Regions from separate parts of the Mus musculus genome. Here region 1 is linked to region 2. A link is a loop called in an ENCODE intact Hi-C map of the cell type or tissue named here. Cell type or tissue: heart. All regions are shown on one strand. Each heading gives the region's core, and the rest is flanking DNA. Links, peaks and the distances in the headings are about the cores only.

Region 1 (10,997 bases), core at 1,731-9,730, 540 kb after region 2:
TGACACAAGGCAGAAGCCAAGGAGGGTGACTGACACTAAGAAGATTGTGGTTGATTTTTGGAGCTAGCAGCCAAATGAATATTGCAGATAAACACACTGTCAACTCTGTCCTTATGATCCTGACATCGACTTCAGTTCTAAACTTGGAAAGATGCACTTAGACACACAAAGCTCTTTTGGAATGACGTTATTTTAAAAGGGGGTGAAACAATAATTGATCTCCCAATAAAATTCTATTTGGACATTCACTGCACTGTGGGACAGACAAAGAAGTATTTAATTTTCATCGTATAAATTTAATCCTTATGAAGATGTTGAGGTCACTATAGCACCCATGTTTACAGATATGGAAACTGAGGCTACGTGAGGTCAGGTCCGTTTGGCATGATGACCTAAATTCTTCTTCCCCATTTCCAAACTACATATCTGTAGTCTGTGCTTCACCCATACAACTTTCTATTAATTAATATTCAGGACTTTTACTGATAATTACATTTTAATATAAAACCAAGTATTTATAAGTATTAAAAGCAAATTTCAAAGTCCAGCCCAAATAAACAGCCTGGTGAACAATTACATTAGAGCTGAAATAAAATGAAAAAGAAAGTTCCTGAGAGTTCTACTGGACTGGGCCATCATTCAAGTAACACCCATGCCTTCTCCACGCAGATGCCACAGGCTTTCCCACAATCCTCTTAGGACATGTTTACCCTTCACTTCTTTGAACGTTTTTAGCACAGGAGATGCTCATCAGGCAACTTAATTTTAGGAGCTATAACACATTGACAAAGAAAGTAAACTAATTAACTTGTCCACCCTAAACTAATACTATTTGTTTTTAATTAACAAAGATCCCTGGGTTATAGTTGGGATTTTCTACCCCATTTGTTTAAGGCCTGCAACTGTTCTCATCTCTTGACTAAACCTTTGTGTTGAGGCGACATTGTTATGAACACTGATTATTTTCGGCTCTTTTTCTCAAGGAGTGCAACTTCTGATGTCTTCCTCCATGTAAGTATTTCCCTACTTTGCTAGTGCATCGCCACCATCTCCATGTTTCTCATCCCTCAGAGATTCTCTGCTTTGTTCTGCAGGTCTCTGTACTTGTTCCTCACCCATCAGGTGTGACGTTCCTCAGGCTTTGCTTCCAGCATCTTCTCTCCTCCTTCTAGATACTCCATTCAGGCCATGTCATCCACTGCAACTTTGAAATCTCAATCTTCAGTCTGGAATTTCATATAGTTCAGAATTTCATATAGTTCAGAACTGTATATCAAAATGTCAGCTGGATCACTCAAACAACGATAAAGACACAACCATTTTTTTTATTTACAATATCTAGTTATCTTTCTCCAACTCAGAAAACCGTTTGTCTCCAGAGAGTTTGTCTCCATGTAACCTGACCTTCCCAATCCCCCTCATCCCCATGTCCATTAAACCCCCATCTTACTATCTTTTGTATGCTGAACCTCTTAAATGTATAGACTATATACTCCTCGCTGTCTCTGATGAAGCCCAATGTCATCTACTCTCTAGACTACTATGACCAACTGTATCCATGGTCCCCATCATACTTGGTCCCCTTCAGATTAACATACATAAAATTATGTAATTTATCATATTTGCCAAATACTAGAAATGAAAGTCAGCTTTAATATTTACAGAAAAACATAGTAGAGGAGCTCAAGGAAACAAAACATTTGTTTGGACTGTGAAGTTTCTAATTTAAGATGGATTCTTAGTTTATAGAAGTGTATTCGTGGCTCCTATAAGATTTTTGAGCAGTGAAAACAGAACAAGCAATAGATTATTGTTAAAGTGACCCACAGCTAACCACTCTTTACATTAATTCAGTACCATTTCACATGAGCTTTCTTAGGCTAGTTCATTGGCTATGCATAATTTGATAGTGCATGAGGCATCTTACATGTTCCATTTACATGTACATGTTACATGTACAGAGATGTCTTCCTAATGTACCTTTCTCTCAGCATCACATCTGTGCTTAAAACATACCCATTGCCTTCTTTTTTTTTTTTCTGACACGTCTTTTCTTTTTTTTTCCATTTTTTATTAGGTATTTAGCTCATTTACATTTCCAATGCTATACCAAAAGTCCCCCATACCCACCCACCCCCACTCCCCTACCCACCCACTCCCCCTTTTTGGCCTTGGCGTTCCCCTGTACTGGGGCATATAAAGTTTGCATGTCCAATGGGCCTCTCTTTCCAGTGATGGCCGACTAGGCCATCTTTTGATACATATGCAGCTAGAGTCAAGAGCTCCGGGGTACTGGTTAGTTCATAATGTTGTTCCACCTATAGGGTTGCAGATCCCATTAGCTCCTTAGGTTCTTTCTCTAGCTCCTCCATTGGGAGCCCTGTGATCCATCCATTAGCTGACTGTGAGCATCCACTTCTGTGTTTGCTAGGCCCCGGCATAGTCTCACAAGAGACAGCTACATCTGGGTCCTTTTGATAAAATCTTGCTAGTGTATGCAATGGTGTCAGCGTTTGGATGCTGATTATGGGGTGGATCCCTGGATATGGCAGTCTCTACATGGTCCATCCTTTCATCTCAGCTCCAAACTTTGTCTCTGTAACTCCTTCCATGGGTGTTTTGTTCCCAATTCTAAGGAGGGGCATAGTGTCGACACTTCATTCTTCATTCTTCTTGAGTTTCATGTGTTTAGCAAATTGTACCTTATATCTTGGGAATCCTAGGTTTGGGGCTAATATCCACTTATCAGTGAGTACATATTGTGTGAGTTCCTTTGTGAATGTGTTACCTCACTCAGGATGATGCCCTCCAGGTCCATCCATTTGGCTAGGAATTTCATAAATTCATTCTTTTTAATAGCTCAGTAGTACTCCATTGCGTAGATGTACCACATTTTCTGTATCCATTCCTCTGTTGAGGGGCATCTGGGTTCTTTCCAGCTTCTGGCTATTATAAATAAGGCTGCTATGAACATAGTGGAGCATGTGTCCTTCTTACCAGTTGGGGCATCTTCTGGATATATGCCCAGGAGAGGTATTGCTGGATCCTCCGGTAGTACTATGTCCAATTTTCTGAGGAACCGCCAGACTGATTTCCAGAGTGGTTGTACAAGCCTGCAATCCCACCAGCAATGGAGGAGTGTTCCTCTTTCTCCACATCCACGCCAGCACCTGCTGTCACCTGAATTTTTGATCTTAGCCATTCTGACTGGTGTGAGATGGAATCTCAGGGTTGTTTTGATTTGCATTTCCCTGATGATTAAGGATGTTGAACATTTTTTCAGGTGCTTCTCTGCCATTCGGTATTCCTCAGGTGAGAATTATTTGTTCAGTTCTGAGCCCCATTTTTAATGGGGTTATTTGATTTTCTGAAGTCCACCTTCTTGAGTTCTTTATATATGTTGGATATTAGTCCCCTATCTGATTTGGGATAGGTAAAGATCCTTTCCCAATCTGTTGGTGGTCTTTTTGTCTTATTGACGGTGTCTTTTGCCTTGCAGAAACTTTGGAGTTTCATTAGGTCCCATTTGTCATTTCTCGATCTTACAGCACAAGCCATTGCTGTTCTGTTCAGGAATTTCCCATTATCTTCTTATGTAGGATCTTTCTGCTTAACTTTCATGCCCTACCTTTTGTTCCATTGGTCCTTGCACATAACACTTGTAATTTCTCCAAAATTGCATGTTGATGGGTTTGTATGCTTGATTATATTTTGCCAGAAAGCTCTTTCACTACCCCTTTGCTTCTAAAATTCTACAAAACCTTAATATCTCAAGTTAAATGCTACATCCATGGAACAGTTTCTCACAAACCCAAGAACTGGTAACCAGTCCTTCCTGTGTGCTGTCTTGCCCTTAGTACTCCTTCTCTATACATAACCACTGGGTATGTTGAGTGTTTTGTCCCTATAGACCATGACATCGTGCCAATGCTAGGAACACACTATTCTTTCTTTTAAATCTAGGTGGAATTCTGATGATACAAACATCTCCAAATCCTTTAAATATAACTGTCAATATAATCAGAAGTTAGATTTAAGAAGAGACCTCTTTCTTCAGCATAAATTAATGACGATAGTTATAAAAGTTTTCTGTTTCATAGCTTTTCCCTGGAGTTTATGGTGTTTTGTTTTGTGTTGTTGTTGTTGTTGTTGTTGTTGTTGTTTTAGACCAAGCCATACCAGAAGCGCAGCAATTATCATCTGTTTACTAGAAAAAAAAGTCTGGTTTGCATTCAATTCATTCCCTTGTTCATGATATACAAACAATACAGCAACCTTGTTTCCTGAGTGGGGAACTGTAGCCTCCCCTCCCCCAGCCTTAATGGTTCCACGGTTTACACCTGGATGGAGCTTGCAGGCTCAATAGTTCTGCCACGCCCACTGCTGGAACCTGCGGCTTTGCTGTTCGGAGCTGTACACGTGGTCACCCTGCTATTGGATCCCAAGATTAATTGGCGGGAATTGGGTCCCTCCCCCTTCCTTTATAACGGAGTGCCTAAATAGTAAAAATTGAACCTTGAGCAGAGACCTTTGTCTTGGTCCTTCCTTATATCGCGCAGCCCAGCCCCTCTTCTCTTCCAGGTTTCCAATGCCTTTCCAGGCTAGAACCCAGGCTGTGATCTGCTGGCCGGACACAACAGGGGACCATGGCACCGTCCAGCCCAATGAGAGAAGAAAGTGTCATGAGTTAGAGGACTGTTGCAGATGTCACAGACAAGCATTGTCACTTGAGTCCTGATGCTGTGACCGAGCATTCGACTGATCATTTTTCAGCATGGAAGACATGAAAGGCTACTACTCTTCCTACTCTTTTTCTCATTCTTGAAGACAAAAGATGATAAACCTGAGAAGCTCAAACGATTAATGAAGTTGACTCCACTCCTTCTGACGAATTTTAAAATTATTCTAAAACATGAGGCAAAACTTCAGATCTGTCCTAAATAAATTCAGACATACTCTTCTGTTATATAGGAACCCCAGACATATGGTAGGTTTTAAGCATACAATGCTAGTAAATGCACAATTATCCAACCACCACCAAAAAGGCGGTTATAAAACATGTCCTACCCTCCATAAAATAAAGGCCATGCAGGCCTTCCTTATTATCAATCCAACTTTCTGTCTCCATAATTTACCTTCCCCAGACTTGTCTTTTACGTGGACTCATACAATCTGTGATCTTTTATGTCTAACTTCTTCTACTTAGTGCAAATTGGAGGTGAGGGGTGAGTGTTGGAGGAAAGGACTAGGGGGAGAAAAGAGAGAAAAAAAACTGCAGTTGAGATGTGAACTAAGTAAGTAAGCTAGTTAATTAAAAAAATAGGTAAATAAGTTTGGAAATACTCTAGAAAATATTAAAGCATTCATCCTATATGTGTGTTATGAAGAGACAAAGGCTACCAAGCAGTATGGTTTTATGACGCAGAGAGATCCTTCAGTGAGTCACCTTAGTAAAGACACAGAACAGAGTTTTCAGAATTCTGTGGCATGCCTGTGACGAGAGACTCTTGGGGGAACACAGTCCAGATAAATCAAAACACAAATGAAATGAAGTAAGGTTCACAGATGAACGGATCATCTCCCCTCCTTGGCTGAGTTCTACATTGTCAACATCAAATGAACCAACACATAGCCACGACATTAACCAGGACTGAAATGTTCAGCTTTGACCAGGATGGTTTTTCTGTTATTAAATGGATCCTCATTTAACGAAAGAGCAAGACCGCTCCCTAGTGGACTATTTGAGTATGTACGTCTTTCGGTCTAATGTGGGATTTACACAATAAAATGTTAACAGATATGTTAAACGATAGCTACAAAATAAAAATGCTAACAATTAGTTGTTATTTACCAATGAAGCCCATTAAAACCTAAAACAATTGTCTGATCTAGCATAGAGACAGGGAAAGATAGAGTAATCAAAAGTACATTTTAAAATAAATACAGAAGAGAGGAGGCAAACTTTTAGAGATATGGAGAATGCTCAGCTAGATGATTAAAAACGTGTAGGTAGCATAAATCCTCAGCTCCATATGAATTGCCATAGCAAGTTAACTCAGCTGAAATAAATTAGTGACGGGGTATTTTCCATCAACAGCCTTGTGGAATGGTAGCTTCTCTGAAGCGATCCGGAGACTAAAAGTGGTTGTGTTTCTAAACTCCATCATTTCCAATGGGCAATTATACAGTTCTTAAACTCCCATAAAACAGCTTGCAAATTATAGAGATTTTATTGTGAGTTTATTAAAAATTCTAGGGAATGACAGATTTGAGACTTAGAAATACGCTGTAAAGTAGTTTTTATTAGGATCCAGGTCCCCTGCACAGAAATTAAACAAAAATAATACTAGAGGATTCACCATGTTCTAGACACTGATGGGGATTTGCTATAAATGATCATGTCTGGCCCTTTAAATAGCCCTACGCTGTACCCTCTCTTGGAGGTAAGAATGAGGCCTCTGTTGCCGAGATGGGAAAGCTTAACTGTCAGGCAGGAAATCAGAGCCACAAGTCCATTTTCTTAACTGCTGGATGAAAACAGAAAGCCATTACAATATAAAGTAAATGCATATTAAGAGGAAATGGATATTCTCTTCTACTTTACATGTTTTTATTTGATAATTTTCGAGAAATTCTGAAGGTAATGTTTGGGCAAGGGCTGGGGTATCCATTTGAAGTTTTGAGCTCTATCAAATGGTCTCTGTCTTCACTTCCATTTTGACTTTACACAAAACCTTCCATTGAAGTCACCTGCTCCATTCCCCTTATTCCTAGTATTAAAGCCATACAGTGTCGTACTGGCATTACCTGGGATAGGGTAGTGCTATAGTCTGAAGTGCTTAATATGCACACTATGAGACAACCATACTTAAATATAAAATGTGGCCACCAACCTCCTACTAGAAGAAGTATACTAAAGAGAGCTGGAGATCATTCGGCACAATATATCTCAGACTTCTACCTCACTTACTACATAAAAAAGGGATGAGACAATTTTGTCCAGCTTCCTGCCTAGTCATCCTTTAATGTACTTCCCCCAGTTATTAAAAGTTGTAGTTTTTTGGGGGTTTTGGCATCACAAAGGAATCTCTATGAACATCTACATGCAAGCCCTTTGGTGAGCCTGTGTTTCCATGTCTCCATCTTTCCTATGAGTGGAGTAGTGACATCATAAAATAAGTTTCCACAAATCTTTTCATGCATATATGTAGTGATTAAAGACTATTTGATCCATCATCTGATCTAGGCACCCAGTCACAGAGGCTCTCTTATGAGTTTATTCTAGGTAGTACCAAGAAAAACATGACTTTGAGAGTAAGATGGGGAGGAGTTTGAGAGAAGGGTGGGAGGAGTAGAAAATATGTAAATACAGTACTCATAGCTAAAATCATTTTAAATGTTTTTAAATATAAAAAAAGAAAATGCCAAGTGAGTTCTCCAAAATGAATTTACCATTTTACATCTCTGAAAGTGGATAAGAGCTTAAGTTTTACACACCCAGGAGTGTGTAACGGGGAGTAACTAGTAGTGTGAGGTTTTTTTTTTTTATGGTTGACTTTCCCTACATACAAGTAACATTATACAGACCTCAAAGATTATATTTAGGATTACATATGTGTGTGTGTGTGTGTGTGTGTGTGTCTGTGTGTGTGTATGCAGTAACAATAACAAGAGACTATGAATTTGAAGGACATCAGGGAGTATTGTATATAAGGATTTAGAGGGAGGAAAGAAAGGTTGTAATTATATCTAAAAAATAAAAAGTTAAAAATAGTAAATCATATATATTTATATATCTACTGTATAGAGATAGATAGATAGATAGATAGATAGATAGATAGATAGATAGATAGATAGACAGATAAATAGATAGATATTCTAAAGGCTCAGATGTCAAAGGTTGATCCCCAATGGAGCAGTATTCGAGATGGGACCTTTGGAGTTTGATTGAAGCAGGACAAATCTGACTTGATCAGAGGACTAACCCATTTATTAAAAGGACTCACGACTTAATGGTGTCCTAGCTTCCTTTCTGTTTCTGTGGTAAAACACCCTAACAAAAACAACTTAAGGAAGAAAGGATTTGTTTGCATTTACAATCCCACAGCACAGGAAAAGTCAAGACAGTGGAAACATGAGGCAGTCAGCTGTGCACACCCACAGCTAAGGGCAGAAAGAAGTGAACATATTCATGTCTACATGCTCAGCTTGCTCTCTCCACGTTGGTGTTCAGGGACTAGTCCATGAGATGGTGCAGCTCACATTCAGACCAGGTCTTCCCTCTGCAATTAACCCAATTAAGAAAATATCCTCACAAGCATACACACAGGCCAACCTGACGGAGGCAACCCCTTACAAGAACTGTCAGGTGGTCCCCGGGCTGTGCCAAGCTGACAATAAAACTGGGCATGACAAGCTATTGGGAGTAGGATTGTACTTGAGGGCATTGTGAGAAGATGGAGATCACTGGAGCAGCTACCCACCGCAGTTTGCTTGCCCCTGCAGTGTCCCGCCTTGCACAGACCCAAAGTCAAATGAGCCAAGAAACTGTGAACCTAAACCTCAGAAACCAATGGTTGAAATAAATCTATGCTCCCTGTTAAAGTCATTTCTCTTTCGTTGTTGCTGTTGCTTTTCATAGTTTATTTTTATTCACATTACATCCCAATTGAAGCCCCCCTTCTTTCTTTCCTCCCAGTCCTGCCTTTACAAGTTACCCCCAACTACTCCACCCCCCCCTTCTTCTCAGAGAAGAGAAGACCTTTTGTGTATCATCCCTTCTAGATCCAGCAGGACGAGGCACATCCTCTCCCACTGAGGCCTAACCAAGCAGTCCAGGTAGGAAAGGGGGATCCAATGGCAGGCATCAGACTCAGAGACAGCCCCAACTCCAATTGCTCTTTAGTTGGAGGTTTAGTAGGCCTACTAGGCCCACGTTGGTTGGTTCTATAGATCTTCTTGTGGTGTCCTTGACCCCTATGTCTCCCTCAATCCTTTCCCTGATTCTTCCACAAGACTCCCTGACAGCCAAACATTAGGGGGAGCTCATCCCCTTAGTGTTTGGCTGCAGGTTTCTGCATCTGTTTCGATCAGTTGCTGGATGAAGCCTCTCAGGAGACAGTTATGCAGGGTTCCTCCTGTCTGCAAGCATAGCAGAGTATCATTAATAGTGTCAGTGGTTGGCTCTTTCCCTTGGAATGGGTCCCAAGTTGGGTCAATCATTGGTTGGCTACTCCCTCAGTCTCTGTTCCATCTTTATTCCTGTGCATCTTGTAGATAGTACACATTTGGGGGCTGAAGGTTTAGTGGGTGAGTTGATGTCCCACTAATGATTTCAGTAGTTTTTTTCATGTGAATTTTAAGTACTCATATGATTTTTTAAAATAAAATACATTATCTTTCCTATTTTTCAGGCTTTTCTCTTTGTATTAAGTTCTGAGATATCTGTTGTGTTCTAAATGCAAGTTCTTTATCAAGTAGATGTTTTGTTTTGTCCTTTCAACTTTATTTGCTTTTTTGAAATACTCTTGAAAGTAATAATGGACTACCTTTTTCTCTAATGAGTTACAGTTTGAATATTGTATTTAAAGACTATTTCCTCAGGGGAAAAAATCAATGCAGTTTCCTCTTATGCTATCTTCCAATAATACTGATAGTCACATTAACATTTAAGTCTATGAAGCACTTCAACAGTTTAATGTTTCTCATACCACGTACAGGATTATCTTCTCTGGGATAAACTGTGTTCCATTGTTCCATTTCAATCCTTGGCATTTTCTTATAAATGTGAGAAGTATCTGTTTAAGTTGTTTATCTGATCTTGATTTTATAGGTAGAGGGGTATCTATCAAGAAAACTGACCATTTCTTGTAGACTTTCCAGTTTTGTGGAGTATGGGTTTTTGAAGTATGATCTAATGATTCTTTGGATTTTTCTCGGTGTCTGTTGTTACCCTTTCTCCTTTTATTTCAGATTTTGTTAATTTGGATATTCTCTGTGTGTCCTTTAGTTAGTTTGGATGTTATTTTGAACATTGTCTTCTTTTCTTTCTTTTTTTCTTTTTTTAACCTAGGATGATAGACTAAAGAACAAATAGGTAACTCAGGCACAAGGAGGAAGGGACCTGAGTCGGAGAGGGGAGAGGGAGGAGAACTGGGGGGGGGGGGGTCAGGTATAGGGGTAGGAGACAAGAAAGAAGCCAAGAGGGCCAGGAGAATGAATGAAAATATGCAGCTACTGAGGGTAGATGGTGAGAGAACCTCTAGATAGTCTCAGAGGCCTGGGATGTGAGAGGTCCCAGGATTCAATGGGGTGACCTTAGGCAAAGGGAGATGGAACCTGAAGAGACCACCTCTAGTGGTCCAGACAAGACAGTCAGGGTCCCCAGTAGAGGGATAGGGTCACCAACCCACCTTCAAGATTTTTAACTCAGAATTGTTCTTGTCTAAAAGAAATGAAGGAACAAAAGTGGAGTAGAGACCATTCAGTGACTGCCCAATTTGGGATGTATACCATGAGTGGGCACCAAACCCTGACACTCTTACTGATTTTACTGGTTGGTTTTGTGTCAACTTGACACAAGCTGGAGTTATCACAGAGAAAGGAGCTTCAGTTGAGGAAATGCCTCCATGAGATCCAGCTGTAAGGCATTTTCTCAATTAGTGATCAAGGGGGAAGGGCCCCTTGTGGGTGGAACCATCCCTGGGCTGGTAGTCTTGGGGTCTATAAGAGAGCAGGCTGAGCATGACAGGAGAAGCAAGCCAGTAAAGAACGTCCCTCCATGGCCTCTGCATCAGCTCCTGCTCCCTGCCCTACTTGAGTTCCAGTGCTGACTTCTTTCGGTGATGAAAGAAGTGGAAATGTAGGCTGAATAAACCCTTTCCTCCCAAACGGCTTCTTGGTCACGATGTTTGTGCAGGAATAGAAACCCTGACTAAGACAAATTGGTACCAGCATAGTGGGGTATTCCTGTGACAACCTGACCATGTTTTGGGAAG
Region 2 (10,997 bases), core at 1,168-9,167:
TCACCACACCGTGAGGAATTCTATTAAAGGGTTTCAGTATTTAAAAGGTTAAGAAATGCCACTCTAACCTTTAAAATAACGGCAATACCTCCATTTCAGAGCTAAAAGCACACTGAGATTCACAGAACAAATTGCTACCTCACAATAGCAGCAAAAAGCCAAGTGAGAACATAAAGACATCAAAACCCAGTAATATTTACTCACTACACAGAAGCTAAGTAGAGGTAGGAAAATCATTTATACATATTTGTTTTACTTTTACAAGAATATATTCAGAACTATTGAGCCTAAGGGGAAATTTTATCTAACACGTATCTTACAACTTATTGCAAATTGTATTTTTTTTGCCTTTAAAAATTAATGTAAAGGTAGCATAGAATTCATAAAATTTGATCTTCATGAAAACCAAAAAGACTAAAAAAAAAAAGTATATATGATTTTGTTTCTTTAGATGCTAAAGTTATTCCAAGAATTCTGCTGTTGTGGTCACTACAGGGTTTGTCACTGATGTACTTTCTTACTCATTAGCAATGTATATAAATTTTGTGGAATTTAGTAGATATGTGCTCTAAACAAATTATTACTCAACTGACCTAGCTAGAGTTATCAAACACTTGCCTATCTATATATCTGCTGCCTACCTACCTACATATTATCTTTTTGCCACTCCTATTTATCCATACATATATACAACTGTTTCCCTTGAAATTGATAGCTTTTAGAGAAAACAGAAGACGGTTACTGGGGAAGTGTTTTACCAAAAGGGCCATAGCTCCAGCCCCTACATTTACAACCCTTTCATGTAGAGGGACAATAGCTCAACAATTGCCTTGCATTTCATTTATCTTTGGGATTATTTTTATAACCATTCATTAAGACAGGTCAAAGATGCAGAGTTTAATTTTGGTTCCCATCTCTCTCTTTTTGCAATTTTCTTTTCAAAGTTGCTCTGGAAAATTAAATATGGAAAGTGATAGCATTTAATATCAAAGCAAAGAACAGATAGCTAAGGATGAGCAAGAGAGTACTATGAGGAGAATTTTCTTGTTTCTGTTCTACAGTTTAGAGCCCAGCACCCCTAACTTAAGGGAAGTTAAATAGCTGCTTTGGTTTCAGTGTTTCTTTCTTTTAAAATTTTCTTATTAGATATTTTCTTCATTTACATTTCAAATGCTATCCCCAAAGTTCCCTATACCCTCCCCCCCGCCCTGCTCCCCAACCCACCCACTCCTGCTTTCTTAAACAAATTCCAGGCGATAACACCATAGCTTGATAAAGTCCATCCTTGTTTGCTACAGAGTGGACTCTGAAACCAGGGTGTGAAGCCTGAATAAGGAGCAGGTTTCCCACCTACAATGACAAACACCAGATGACTCTCTGCGCTGCCTGAAACTCACTGGTTTTGTCTTCTCAGGGAAAGAAAGACCATTCCACTTTTTGCAAACAGCACGCGCAAATAAAAGAACCTATTTAAAGGAGCATGCTTTAAGCTTTATTCCAATAAATCATTTTGCTTGCAGCTGCAAAACTAATTGTTCTTAAAGCTAACAAGGATTATCTCTCGTAAACCAGGTTTGCTATTTTGAAACCAGGAAAAAAAAGAAAAGAGAGGAAGAAAAAGTATGGGGATTGGGGGAAACCATGGCCAGAACACTACATTCTGTCTGAAATGGGGATTATATAAAGTGGATGGATTTCAACTTTTTTCTTTTTCTTTTAATTTTGGTAGTTGTTGACAATATAAAATTAACATGATACTTCTTCTTTTCCCAAGCAAATAACAAAAAATTAAAACTCGTATATGTGCTGTCTTTTTCTCTCTACCATTCATTTCTATCTTTAGGTTTCCTTTTCTGTCTCTATTCAGCTTTCAGTGTGGCCCTTTTCCCCATCCCTTGGGTGGAACTATAAACTAAATGTGGAGAGGTGTTCTAACTGCAATAGAACGGAGTCCAAATATCTCACAAAAATAGTTGTTCACTGAGTCTAATCCATAAGCAGCTAGCAGGGCAAGCCTCCCTCATTTAATATTCCTTGACATGTAGACCACGACACTTACATTTTAAAATTTGTTTTCTTCAGAACTAATCATCTTGGTTCTGTGTGTCTCTCCATCTCAGCTCATCTTGCTTCACTATTTAAATTTTTCCTAATCATTCTTCAGTGGGTTTGTAGTGTGGCCTAGAGAAGTGAAGAAAGACTTGGGCTGACCATAAGCAGTGTGATCTTAGATTTATTTTCACGGGGTCTTACAACAAAAGGTCACATTCCCTTTTTTCTGACGGAAGGGGGACCACTGATGTCACTTTGTGATGTCATTGTGCCTCTACTTTCAAGCAAAAGCAGTTCTCATTATCGACTGTGCACTGCTTGTGAGCACATCCCTCTGGATTGGCAATGTCGTTTCTATACGGTAGAGAAGACTGCCACTCCCTGGACTCAGAGGTCCGTTGTTCTTAACTCTTCTCTGACAAAAATAAATAAATAAATAACCTATTGATGAAATGAAAGATTTCACTTTGAAAAGTACGTGTAAGGGCAAGAGGATGGTTAACATCTGCACATATCGTTGCTGTTATTTCTGTTTGTTTTATTTGTTTGACCGGTCTTGTTAGGTAGCTTCGGCTGGCCTTGACTTCATTATCCTCCTGCCTCAGCATCTCTACTGCTCTGAGTATAGGGTTGAGACTCCATACTAGGTAAACGCACAAATATTGAGTGACAATAAAAAATGAAGATGTGGTAGGGATGAGAAGTTTGTATCCATGTCAAATCATTGTATATATAATGTTAAATATAGGGTTTTTTCAATTTCCTCTTTTTTTTGTCTTCAATTCATATGTACACAACATAAGTTAAATGAAAATAGATCAGGGCCTGAGTTTGTGTGCACAAACGTTGTACATCAAGACACTTATGTTAATTGTGTGTCATTTTGTCACCACATTAGAACATGCATTTGAAAACTTAGAATCTGTCATTTCTGCTCAGATCCATTTTTTCTTTTCTTTTATGGAGTTCATCTCAGGAACAGATGTAATTGTGGTGGTCAGTATTATTAATGTGTGTGTTTAGCATAAAGTCAGGTTCATAGTTATCAATAAATTGTGGTGTCATATCTATCAGCAATACCCCTCATAGGGATATAAAACATCTGATTTTATTCTAGTATTCAGAGATGTTAATTTGACATATGTCCCATACTAAAATTTTAAATGAGATTAAAAAGTATAATTTCAATACAGCTTTCTTCTCCATTTTTTTTTCTGATTGGCCATGTGCATTTAGAATAATACAATTATAAAATCATGAAGGCTAGAACTTATATTTTGTCAATTTCAGCTGCAGAGAAACTGATTGTCAGATTTGAAGACTGGAATATACAGAAAGCATAGAAGAAAATACAAGTGTGCATGTGCTCTCCTGATGTCTCCTCATCCAGAACCAAGGCCTATGTAGATCTTTAACTACACACAACGCCTGATATAAGGTGCTGATGTAGAAGAAACAACTGACAATGAACATTTCACGGCATACATTTAAAACTATTTACCAATGCAAATTCTTTCCCTAATCGTTTAATGCAGTCATACAACTGGTTGCTGCTATCCAGGTGAGATATATTAAAGTATATGTAGCCAAAGAGTCATCCCATGTTTTCCAATCTGAATGACAGAAATAACAAGGCTTACTCCTATGGGATTCTCATAAGTCTGGGGCCTTTCTCTTAGCCCACCAAGAACAGATTGGAGCACAACACAAATGTTGAGCTGATGTCTCCAGAAACAGTTCTGCAACTTTATCTGCTGAGGGTAAACTTTATCAGTGACTCTCTCATCCTTATTCCTGGTCAATAACAAGACTTGATTTGTCAACAAACCAAAAGAGCTTAAGTGAAACTTAAATGTTTGTTATCAGGAAGCATGCATGCCATATAGTATTTTCTTTTTATATCTACTTTCTAGGATAGAATGAGTCAAAACTTTTAGGCTGAATTCCTCCCGCTCCCTCCCCCCCAACCCCCCACCCCCCGCCACTACATGCTTCTGTATCTACTTGATTTCCAAATGGTTAAAAATTGCCTGCTTTCAAGAATTGGGACGATAGAGGAAAGGAGTTAGAGGAAAGAGCGGGGAGAGACAGTGCTGCACATGCAGTGCTCATGAAGTTCTCAAAACAAAGTTTTTAAAAAACTGCCTACTTTGATTTTTAAAGAAACAACTAGAGTTCAGATTACCTTGTCCAAAGTGAGCTCTCTTGTGCACAGCTAGAACTTCTTGGTATCCTAGACTCCGGCAGACAACTTGTCCAGCCCGTATATCCCAGCGATCATCACAGATTGTGCCCCACTGGCCTTGGTGGAAGATCTCCACTCGGCCCTCATGGGCTCCACTACCACCAACCAGTCGAACTGTCTTAAGGGGGGCTATAAAATAGGAAATAAAGACTGATTATATTCACATTGTTTTGTTAATTTTCTTTTTCAGGGGTCGTGGTTGGACCCGAGTATTTTTTGTTTCTTTTCTTTTCTTTTCTTTTCTTTTCTTTTCTTTTCTTTTCTTTTCTTTTCTTTTCTTTTCTTTCCGTTCCTTTCCTTTCCTTTCCTTTCCTTTTCCCCTCCCCTCCCCTCCCCTCCCGTCCCCTCCCCTCCCCTCCCCTCCCTCCCCCTCCCCCCCCTCTCCTCCCCTCCCCACCCCATCCCTTCCCACCCCTTCCCCTCCTCTTCTCTTTTCTTTTTTTCTTAAGAGTTTTGATACATTTATTTCTTCAGTAAATATTAAATATTAAACTATTTTCGCCACCTACTGGTCAAGAGTTTAACTGCAAGCTTTTTTTTTCATTGCAAAGCTGAATTGAAGTTACATTTAAATATATTAAAACCCTTCAAGGTACAATTTGCAAAACACATGAAACTGAAGAAGAACGAAGACCAAAGTGTGGACACTTTGCCCCTTCTTAGAATTGGAAACAATCACCCATGGAAGGAGTTACAGAGACAAAGTTTGGAGCTGAGACAAAAGGATGGACCATCTAGAGACTGCCATATCCAGGGATCCATCCCATAATTAGCCTCCAAATGATGACACCATTGCATACACTAGCAAGCGTTTGCTGAAAGGACCCTGATATAGCTGTCTCTTGTGAGACTAGGCCGGGGTCTAGCAAACACAGAAGTGGATGCTCACAGTCAGCTATTGGATGGATCACAGGGCCCCCAATGGAGGAGCTAGAGAAAGTATCCAAGGAGCTAAAGAGATCTGCAACCCTGTAGGTGCAACAATATGAACTAACCAGTACCCCGGAGCTCTAGACTCTAGCTGCATATGTATCAAAAGATGGCCTAGTTGGCCATCACTGGAAAGAGAGGCCCATTGGACACGCAAACTTTATATGCCCCAGTACAGGGGAACGCCAGGGCCAAAAAATGGGAATGGGTGGGTAGGGAAGTGGGGGAAGGGTATGGGGGACTTTTGGGATAGCATTTGAAATGTAACTGAGGAAAATACAAAAAAAAAAAAAAAAGATTAACCAGTTCAAGTACTGTGTGGAGTGTTTGGGCTTCATGAGACCCCAATAAATGTTAAGTCTGTTGACTAAGCTGTGAAAAAAAAAAACCCTTCAAAAATTGTTCGGACAACTTAGCTGTTTGAGACATACAAATTTATTTAGATTTTTCATCTTATTTGTAAAATGTGTCACAGAGTGTCATTATTTTCCTTCAATCCAATGACAGTTTAGGGGTTCAAGAGTAGATAGATACCGTTCACCATAAATGAGAATGTAGGTTGCCCAACTATGTATCTTATGCAAAGAAAAGCAAGTAATTATATTTAGAATTAGCAAGAACATTTCTTGCTACATGAGTTATAGATACTTCCCCCCAAGTGTTTACAATTCTTCATTCCCCTGGGTAACAGGTATCAATGTCTTCAGTGGTTAGCCTCTGGTATGTTGTTTACGTAACAGTAAATATCCTTCCACATATGTCTATGGAAGCAATTCTAAATAAACTCTGTGAGTTGTATGCACACAAAATATGAAAGTATGAGAGGGTAAGACTAGGATGGTGGGAGGGTATAGTGGGGTTTGAAACATGACCACAACCCATCACATGTATAAACTGTCAAACGCAGCTAAATATATTTATGATTAGCAATGACATCATCCTTTCTCATAATCATAGCCAATGAGTAACTCAATTCAAATGCATCCTTTCAATTAACTGACTAATACTAAGTTATAAATCAAGGTAGAGAGTGCTAGAGAGAGATGGCTTCGTGGCTAAGAGCACTTGTTCCTTTTCCAGAGAACCAGTAAGATCCATGATCCATTCTTAGCATCTACCTAGTGACTTACAACCATCTATCACTGCAATTTCAGGGGATCTGATGCCTCCTTCTGGCCTATGTGGGGACAAGGCACACAAATGTTGCTCAGACGTACATGCAGGCAAAATACACAAAACAAAAATAACAGTTTTCTAGTACCTGAATAGAATTTCACAGCTTTGTTTTTTAGAGTTTATTACTTGTAAGAAATATTCAGTGAAATTTTCTTCTAATTCAAGTAAATTTTGTTGAAATAGTAATTCAACAACATATCAAGAAAGTTGAAACTTTCCTAAACCATGACTAATTTACTGAGCCACACAGAAGTGTAACAGGTGGTATGGCATAGACATTATTATAATTATGTTGTTGGTTCTACAGAATTAAAGGAGCCATGCCAAAGCACACATCTATTTCTCACTCAAGCCAAAAATCTAAACTCTGAGCATTTTTGAAATATAAATAATGTGTTATGACAGAAGAATCCAAACTCACAACCACAGAGAAAAATCCATAAGTGACCCAATCATTTATAGCAAGTGCCTAAGAAAATCAGAAAAGAGTCTAACGATGATTGTGTAAAGCGTTCTATACTACAGCTACATTGTGCTCAGTAGTACTATGCCCCAGAGTTTATTTTTACAAGGTCAAGCATATCCAACCATAATATATTTATCATTCATTCTATGGACAAGTCAACGTATTCAAACATTTGACTATGCACACTAGGTTGTCCCCAAAGTTGTTTATGTAAGAGTTTGTAGTACTTGCTCCTCCACAGATGTTATTGATGAACCTTGCTTACTTACCCTGGAGAAGTGGCTCTCAATTTCTGGGAAGCAGCAAAATTCCAAATTGCTGGCCTTGCATTTAATAGGGCCTGAGTGGTTGCTTATGTTTCTGGCCAACAACCACATTTTGAGAAACATGAACTAGAAGATAACACTGCAAGAAAGGAGGCATGCTATACCAGAAACAGCTCTCAGGATATTTATATTACCCACTCCAAGGCCCAGGGTTGCATCGTAGAGAATCAGGTGGCAGGATGTAAGAGGTGGAGGATGGGAAGGAGTGCTGTCTTCTGGATATGATATGACCAAGGCAATTATGAGCCCAGAATCTGTGACTAACTTGTACTATACTGGTGCACACACATACATCCACACACATGCACATACATACAAAATACACACACATGCACACACACACACACACACACACACAAAATTGAGAGCCACTTCTCCAGGATAAGCAAGACTCATCAATCACACACAGATTTTGGATCTGATTTGTACAATGTGAATGGGGCATTGTCAAATGTTTTGAACTCTGTGAAGCCTAATGTTTCAACTGTTAGAAAGAAGAAAATATTACCCAATATTAACTGAATACAGCTAACTAAGCACAAGTCTCTTTTCTGGGATCAGTTAAAAATGTTACCAAAACATATGTCCTGCCCTCAAAGTTAGGAAGATTTTTATGATGCTTAAAGTAAACAATACAGTTTTTAGAGTTACTGCAAGTACAAAGTTTTTATTTTTCAAGGTTTAAATATTTTATCTGAGGTGAAATAAACACATTATAATATAATAAACACACACACACATATTTCAGCACTTTCACATGTACCATTTGTTCTTATGAAATAGGCATTATTAGTCTATTCTGCTGAGTTTCTGCAGGTAGACAAGACCTGATGGGTAGTTTCAGATAAGTGTGTATCTAGTCTTCACTGTTTCCCCCAGTAATTTTCTTCTAGTACTTTGCTGGTACTCTTCCAAATGTCTCTGGCCTGTGGGTATTTCTGCCTGATGTTTTAGCGGAATGTATCCACAACTATTAGTTTCCAGGTTGTCTGCAGCTACCTTCAGTCACCACCAGCATAAGTGAAGAGCCACAGACACCACAGAACATGCAAAACAAAACAAATGTGTGTTTCCTGGTCACAGTGTTAGTTTGATCATTTTTAACATTTAATGTTTAATAGCTGCAAGTGCAATCCTGTAAGCCGATAGAGGGTCTTAGCGGGGATATATCTGTCCAGTGATTCCTGGAGCATCTACGGTTGTTATTTAAACCATGACCACTCTCTCCTTGATCCTTAGAGAAACTATTCTGTCATCGTTGTCGTTGTCTTCTTTTTCTCCTTCTTCTTCTTCTCCTCTACTTCCCCCTCCTTCCTCCTCCTTCACCTTTTTCCAGTCATTTAGCTCTACAATGTTCCATATAAGCTTCCATACCCATTGTTTCTGGGACCTTATCTGACTTCTTCCTTGCTTATCTCTCTGTCTGCCTTCTCAATTCTCCACTCTCAATTCCAGGTGTGCATAGATTTCTTTTTTTCTCTTTTACATTCTGTTATCATTACTGGCCCATGTTGAAGCACTATCAACTCAATTAGTTTCCCTTCTTTATTTAGACCTTTACTAAGTTCCCAGCACACAGCAGAATGTGTGAGGTAACCTAGGGCTTATATCACAAGACCTGTCTTATGTCATAAGACAGGTAGGTCATATATGTGAATAAATAATGAGATCCTCTTGAATGAAGGGCTTCTGAAGATGTTTAAATCAAATTGTTAAAATATTGGAATAAAACAATAGAATGGAATGTATTATTTTTAAACTCTCTACAAGAGGTAGTTTAATGTGTAGGAAAAGCAAGGTACACCATGACAAAAATATTGATTTAATCCACATAATAATTTTGAGTCCTATTATGGGAGTAACTTACTTTGTTGGCTACTGTAAGCTTGGCAGAGCATGGAGGCCAGGTGGAGCCTCTGGTCAGCAACTGTACATATTCTAAAACCCGATTCTCTCCAGCTCAGACCAAAGACCTGTTGCTCAGCTGCTGACTCATGAGACAATATCTTCTGAATAAATGTCAACTTAGCCGCCTCAAACACAAGGAGATTTGAATATGTGAGACAAGGACCTGTTCCCTCATGAGAAAACTGCAGGTAAAGCCAAATCCAAAACAGGAGGCTATTTGTTTAGTTAATTCATTCATTAATTAATAAGATAACTTATACCATTGCCTTTGAAAATACCCCACATTTGCTTTCTGTGTGTTAATATACTCAACTAGGTTAGGCAGTTAATATGGTAAATGTTGAGATTTTACAAATCCAGGTGTTGGAGCATCTGTGGCTACTTAGCACTTGTTTACTGTAAATTGCCTTCCTTGTTTTCTTTGTTTGAAATGTATTTTACTTAAAGAAGAAAATGGCACATTCACACCAATGGTGATAAAGCCTCATTAGATCTCTAAACGATGAAAGTGCTTCATGTACACACCTTCCCTTAAAGTTATAAATGACCAATGGAGAACTGATACTTCCATTTACAGACAGCTCTCAACTTACAGTGGTTTGTCTTAATGACCTTTAACTTTACAGTTCTGCTAGAGTGACACATATTCAGTAGAAATTGAATTTGGCTGTTTGACTTTTGAGTTTGTTTTTTCTACTGTGACACTGACATGCAATCTCAACCCCTCTAGAAATGCAGAAGAGCAGAAAGAGGAGACAGCACCCTGCCAGCCTGAGTGCAGAGGGAAGGAAGTTATATGAGGATTGTGAGTATACTTCCTCATTATGTACAGATATCACTTTCATTCTTTTACATGCCTAAGCAGGGCTGGTGCCCATCCTCAGATGGAGAGAGAGAGAGAGAGAGAGAGAGAGAGAGAGAGAGAGAGAGAGAGAGAGAGAGAGAGAGAGAGAGAGAGAGAGAGAGAGAGAGAGAGAGAGAGACTGATTACTGGAATGAAGTTTGGGAGAAGGTGGATCCAAAGATGTCTTTTCAAGGATTGCCCTAACAAATGACTGTGGCTGTGTAGCTTAAAATAGAAGTTTACAAGTTAGGAAGCCATAAGACTGCAATCATGGAGCTGCCAGGCCCAGCTCTTTTTCAAAGCTGGGTAGAATCTGTGCTTTCTTCTTCTCTGTTTCTCATGTCTCTACCAATTCTTGGTGGTTTTGGCTATAGCTCCAGCATGTCAGATCTTCTCTGGGCGTGCTCCCATTTTTGTAGATTGGGCTCAACAAATTAGAGTGTACCTTAATCCTGTATGAAATAATTTTTGCTTCAATATATGTACAAATATTTTCTAAAATCAGGTCACTCTCTGAGATTTCAAGCAGATATGATTACATTCTTGACACACCTCACAGCAGAAATTTGAATAAAAAACAAAAACGGTCTTCAGAATTTTTATTAAAGTATTGTAGACTATAGGCCCTTTTAATCTTAGAAGATGATGATGGTACACAATTTTATTTCAATATTTAAGATCAAATTGATCAATATTTGAAATCTCCAGAGTAAGCTAGATGGTAAATATTTTGTTAATGCCATCAATAAATCACTTCTCAAAACTAGTCATGGTTTTTAACTAAATGCTTCAACAACTATCTGAATAAATATTGAGGACTTGCCAGTATAAAATATTATGTTCCATTTAGATATTATTGTAAGCACAATTTTGAGTAGCTTACTTCAATATAAAAAAGGTTTAAAAGGGCTTCTGTTGCTATATTTAAATTGTCTATATAAACATATTGAATCATTGTGGATTTAAGATACTCTTGCCAAGAGTGGGATAAATACTCAAGATAAAAACAGTATTGGGGGTTGTAAAAGTTCAGTGAAATAAATTTCTGTA

Evidence for each region. Hi-C counts contacts between places; a loop is a spot of excess contacts. Peaks named below come from ENCODE experiments on the same cell type or tissue, not always from the same donor. Only the 100,000 strongest peaks of a DNase experiment are listed, where the experiment ranks them.
Region 1: it touches region 2 in a loop (16-fold over the local background); 4 of 42 quality-filtered maps call a loop at or near these places.

Annotation. Positions count from the first base shown.
Region 1 is chr8:40,127,383-40,138,379 of GRCm38, forward strand. No RefSeq gene overlaps it. Among named protein-coding and RNA genes, the nearest start is that of Fgf20, 150 kb to the right of the region's middle. In heart, for the core only: a CTCF peak has its summit at 5,731 (motif pointing left); no DNase peak of the experiment used is centred there.
Region 2 is chr8:39,585,053-39,596,049 of GRCm38, forward strand. Msr1 (macrophage scavenger receptor 1) reads right to left here. Exons shown (of 10, transcript NM_001113326.1): 9 at 4,238-4,426. Among named protein-coding and RNA genes, the nearest start is that of Msr1, 52 kb to the right of the region's middle. In heart, for the core only: a CTCF peak has its summit at 4,823 (motif pointing left); no DNase peak of the experiment used is centred there.